Linked DNA regions of Homo sapiens: region 1 is linked to region 2. Evidence: read pairs that join two places in POLR2A ChIA-PET (ENCODE). Cell type or tissue: PC-9. All regions are shown on one strand. Each heading gives the region's core, and the rest is flanking DNA. Links, peaks and the distances in the headings are about the cores only.

What was found. ChIA-PET counts read pairs that join two places held together with the same protein. Peaks named below come from ENCODE experiments on the same cell type or tissue, not always from the same donor. Only the 100,000 strongest peaks of a DNase experiment are listed, where the experiment ranks them.
Region 1: POLR2A ChIA-PET joins it to region 2 with 13 read pairs; 2 of 35 experiments call an interaction of 5 or more read pairs at or near these places.

The regions. Positions count from the first base shown.
Region 1 is chr2:87,639-90,572 of GRCh38, reverse strand. No RefSeq gene overlaps it. Among named protein-coding and RNA genes, the nearest start is that of FAM110C, 43 kb to the right of the region's middle. In PC-9, for the core only: no CTCF peak of the experiment used is centred there; no DNase peak of the experiment used is centred there.
Region 2 is chr2:183,958-186,891 of GRCh38, reverse strand. The region is part of intron 1 of LOC105373324 (a long non-coding RNA gene); the gene reads left to right. Among named protein-coding and RNA genes, the nearest start is that of SH3YL1, 79 kb to the left of the region's middle. In PC-9, for the core only: no CTCF peak of the experiment used is centred there; a DNase peak (open chromatin) is centred at 1,541.

The DNA of each region.
Region 1 (2,934 bases), core at 156-2,655, 96 kb after region 2:
TTGGTAAGCCCTCTTTTGACCTTATGTTGTTAGATGCATACACATTAAGAACTTGCAAGTCTTCTTTGAGAATCATCATCATATAAAGGCACTCTTTATCCCTAGTAATTTTCCTTGCTCTGAAGTCTCCTTTGCCTGAAATTAGTATAACCACTCCAGCTTTCTTTTGGTTACTGTTAATATGACATATTTTTCATCATCTTTTTAAAATAATCTGTTTTTTCTGGCTTTCTGATAGGCAACATATAATTGTGTTTTTTAAAAAAATCCACTCTGATAGTCTCTCTCTTTTGACTGTATACATAGACCATTCATGTTAAATATACAGCTTTTAGGTTTACTTTGTTCTTCATTTTCTCCAATCATTAATTTCTCCTCTTGTCTTTATTAATATCTTCCTTTCACTTTCTTTTGATTTGTCTTCTGCTCTCTTTGTAGCTTTTTAACTTGATGAGTTAATATATTTTATTGATGTATTTATTGCTACAAAATTTCTTCTGATAACTTTCAGTTGATTCTACAGCTCTCAAATTTATAGAATGTTATTGTTACTTTCAAGAAACTATTCACTTCCTGTTTTTTAATAGCTTTTTTTGCCATATCCAGTGAATAGGCCTTTTAACACACTAATTTTGTTACTAATTTCTAGTTTTAGCACATTACTATCAGAGAATGCTAATATTTGCATTTGCCTTTTTAATTTATTGCGATGGTGTGTCCTGTACTAAATCAGTTTGCATAAGTGTTTCATTGTACTTGAGAGTATAGTTTACATCATCAGAGGTCTGAATTTAATATATATTTATAGAATCTACATTATTAATGATATTGATTGATCTTAATCTATCTTAGACCAAAAGAGGTTTAGTATGATATTTCTATAGTTGTTTTATTATGTTTCTATTTATCTGTGCATCTCTTGTATAATGAAAATCATTATTATTGAGTGGTAACGGAATAATTGTTACATTTTCATTTGAAAATTTCCTTCCTTTGACTCTTTTAATACTTTTTGGCCTAAATTCTACCTTGATAGATATCTAGATCTCAACCCCTCATTTCATTATGTTCATATTTTTTCTCTTTTCATTTAAAAACTGTCTGATTACCTTTATTTTAGATATGTTTCATATATTTATATTTTTAGAAAATTTGAAAATATTCTATTTTAATTATTTCTATCATTGATGTCATTGATATATTCGAATTCTTTTATTCCATATTCATATTTCATTTTATATAAATTTATGTGTATGTATATATGTATACATACATAAAGTGTATCATTATAAAGATACATATTGATATATAGTAAATGTTTGTGTATATTACACACATATTTAATCTTTCATTTGTGTTCTATTTAAATTTCTCTTTTATTAACATATTTTTATACATGGGAATATTTGAATTCCAACTTTACACTAATACCTCAGTACAATATTTCAGTTACCTCTTTTTGTGGGTAGATGCAGTCAATGGTTATCTATTTTGAGCTCTCTTGAAATTAGCTAGCAACAACTTCTCTTTGTCTCTCCCTCGGATACTATTTTGAAGTAATAGCCTTTAAATATCAACTAATAGAAGATAAATGACAAGGTTATTCTTATTCCCATGTGCTATTCTATTTCTTCCCTCAATTTTGATTCTCCCATTGTATCTACATTTTCATGGTATGAGGCCATTCCATGTGAAGCTGCTTTCTGATCTCCATTATTAGCCTTCATTCTACATGTGTTTATATATTCAGGGTCCACCAGCTGCTGTGCAATGTCAGAGCCAAATTTAGGGCATTGGGAGGTGAGTCGTAGTGAAGGAGGATTGTTTACTTACATGTGAATATTATAATATGTATATACATTAGGAATAATAGGAGTCTGCTTTCTCTCAATGAAAGGAATGATTTACAAAGTTAGAAGGGGAAAATGTCAGAATGAGTCCTGTGTTGTTGAATTTCAATTGAAGGTATCAGTGTGAACTCACAGTTTTCAAAACATATAGACATAGAAATAAATATAGGTGTGTGTGTGTGTGTGTGTGTGTGTGTGTGTGTGTGTCTTCCCCAGCTCTATACATGGAGAGGACCAGGGAGCAGCCACACCACCACAGCAGTGAGCACACCTATCACCACCACAGCACGGAGCACACCTAACACCCAGCTCTGGAGATGAGGTCTCACTCTTTGCCCAGGCTGGAGTGAAGTGATGCAAACACAGCTTCCTGCAGTCCCAGTCTCCTGGGTTCAAGCAATCCTCCCGCCTCAACCTCCACAGTAGCTGGGACCACAGGTGCACGCCACTGCACTCAGCTAATTTTTTTAGATTTGTCGTAGAGATAGGTTTTCATTGTGTTGCCCAGGCGGATCTCAAACTCCTGGATTCAAGCAATTCCCTTGCCTCTGCCTCCCAAAGTGGTGGGATTACAGGCTTGAGCCACTGCACCCAGCCCCAGCTCTTGGTTTCTAAATATCAACCTAGATTGAAAGTTACCAGAGCTCATTGAAGAAATTACTAACTTCAGGGCAGAGCCAGGGGAAAAAAATGAGCCTGAGATTCTTTATCATGCCAGAGAGCAAAGAATTATTCAAAAAATGATGGATACCCGTCAGAAAGATGTCAGAGGCAGATTAAAAGGTCTCCTACTGGCCAAACCTGGGGTAATTTGAGTTGAAAAATAAATAATGATGGTAACAGATTATAATCTATTGAATAAAGTAGGAAACCATGAATTCATATTTACGTAGATGACTAGAAAAATAAACTGAAAGATTTGATGAGTAATGAGATATTTATATATGTAAAGTATTAAAAATGCTTATTTCTTTAAAGAAAAAAATACTGTAGTTACTATTTTTTACAGAAACCTAGTAGATATTACCTTCAACAAGCACAAGCAACTGAAGTTAACATAATATGATACTCCAAGAAGAACACA
Region 2 (2,934 bases), core at 98-2,597:
TGTTTTTATTATGTGAGCTTTATGTTACAAAAAGCAACCAGAACAAAAACTAATAATAATTTTAAATATTTATGATAGAGACACATCTCTATCAATGAATTATTTAACTGTAACATTAATCTCCCTTAGAATAGCCCACATTCAGGTTCACGGAGGAAGGGGAATACAAATCATACTCATCACAGTTTCTCTTTGTAACTGAGCCCAGGTTTCGCTGCTTGCCACTGAAAAACCAAGCTCAAGAGATGAGAGTTAATGGGAGGAAAAGCAGGTTTATTCAAAAGCTGGCAACCTGAGAACATTGTGAACTAGTGTTGCAGAGACCATCTTGAGTTTTTCAGGCTGGCTGGAGGGTTTTTATGGGAGGGGGATATGGAGAAGCTAAACACAGGGGTTGACTATGTATGTCAATATGTTTGGTCTCAGTGACTGTCTTGAGTGATGGCCATCTGGTGGTCTGGTGGGCGTCAGCCTGATTCCAACAGGAATACAGATTAACTGCTTAGAATTCTTCCCAGGACGGGATGTTCTGCAACCTTGATTCCATGCTTAGTTTTTCAAGGACAGTTCCTGGAGTTCTTTAGGCGAAGCACATGAGTTAAGCATTATCAAAAGCCCAGCATGGAAAGAAGGGTGAAAAAAAGAAAAAAGAGAATAATTTTTCAAGACAGAGTGGCAGTTTCTGCTACAAATTCCCTACTGTTGATTTTTAATTCAATTTCTATGGAAAATTGGTTGTCAATTACAATCTGGCTACTTCCTGCTGGATGGGGCTGTTGATTGGGAACTTGGGAATGAAACCATTTGACCTGGCTCTGAGCTGACTTTTTTTTTTAGTCTTTAGGAGGACCTGAATTCCCAATTGCAAAGGATGTAGGGACACATCTTAGGATGAGTGGTCTTTTTAGAAGCAGACTCATGAACAGAAACTAGTATAGTGCCTACAGTCTTAACATATTTGGCAATTGGTGAATTTCTTAAAGTTATCAGTTGGTTTTCCCAACAGTGCAGAAACGTGGAATGGCCTACCATATAACATTTTAAAGGGACCCAATTTCTTCCTATTTTGAGGATCTATTTTAATCTATAACAGGGCGACCAGCAACACCTTATCTCAAGTCAAATTGGCTTCTTGACAGATTTTGGTAATGCTTTTTTTTTTAGTATGGTTTATCTTTTAGTTTCTTTCTGTCAATTGTAGTCTCCAAGATGCCAATTTAAAGGCTGCAGGAAGAGGCAAGTCAAAGCTTTCCTGAACATTCCTGCAACCTTCACAGTCTTTTTAAAATCAGGGGCTAGATGAATATTAACTATAAACTATATGGCTCCTATATCAATAAGAAAGGCAATAAGTTAATTACCCACTGTCAGTTGTAATGGGGCTCCTGTGATACATGATGACAGGTTGGCTAAACATATGTTTTTAACGAGTTATAGGAGGAGCTATGAATATTCATGAAGGTGGTCCTGACTCATGTATTGAACAAGTCAGGTAACATATGACTCATGTTCACTTTTGGCATGGAGACTTCACATTTCAATGTACTATAATTAGGCTGTATGTGCTAAAAGGGATTTTCAGGACAAAGAGGCATGCAAGTACACAATCTGTAAACTGACCAGAACCAGTCTATGGTCAGTGGTCTATTATCAGGGGAAAGTTACTAAAATCAGCTCTTGTCCAATCAAAGTTTTAGTTACAGCTGGTAGAACAGGGTCTGGAAATCAGTAAATTAGCATCTGGTGGAGCTGCAAATTGTTTTAATACTGCTTATCTCAAGACAGGTTCTTGTTTAGCTGCTGAAGAAAAAGAAATATATAGTGGCAGTTTAGGGTGACTGTATTAGTCCATTCTCATGCTGCTAATAAAGACATACTTGAGACTGAGTAATTTATAAAAGAAAAAGGTTTAATTGACTCACAGTTTAGCATAGCTGGGGATGCCTCAGGAAACATACAATCATGGCAGAAGGAGAAGCAACACATCCTTCTTCATATGGTGGCAGGAAGGATAAGTGCTGAGCAAAGCAGGGAAAGTCCCTTATAAAACCATCAGATCTCATGAGAACTCTCTATCACAAGAACAGCATGGAAGAAACCACCCCCATCATGCAATTACACCTCCAGCAGGTCCCTCCCACAACATGTGGGGATTGTGGGAACTATAATAGAAGATAAGATTTGAGTGCAGACATAGCCAAACTGAATCAGTGACTTAATCCTTGCCTGGAATGGCCATAAGTCCCATTTACAATTTGGTATCTTATTACCACAAAGAGTTGTTTCTGTCAGTCTTATGATCTAATTTTAACATTAATGTTGTTCAGTTGTGTCTAAACCATAAAAGGAAGAGGATATAATGAGACATGTCTGACCTTTTGTCTCATCATGGCTGGGAACTAAGTTTTTAAGATTCCTTCTCTGGAGTTCTCTTGGCCAAGAGGGGGTTTATTCACTCAGTGAGGGGGCGCTTAGCATTTTGTTTTTTAGTTTGCATTTCCCCTTTTCTGTTAAGATATGCCAGAGGTAGTATAGATAGCCAAACTTTTATTTTGTCCCATGTTGATATGAGGGTGATATGCTACCTGCCCCAGGTCCATCAAGTCCCTCAGTGGGACCCCTTTGGCCAAGGGACTTAGAGTCAAAAGACTTATAGCCAATGAAACATTCTAGCCCAGATGAGAATAAAAAAAAAAAACTCTCAAATAGCTCAAAAAGAAAACAATAAGTTTTCATGCCTCTGGAAAAACAAAACATAAAGAATGGCAACATTTCAAATAAAAAAGGTCATAAGCTCTAGTTTTGAAAAAGACAGAAGAAAGCTCATAGGTAGCTAAACATTTAAACTATCTAGTATCAAGCATTCAGATAGAGGCAAAATTATTAAATGAGTCTTAATATCTTTGAAAACAGGCCACTCTCTGCATCTCATAA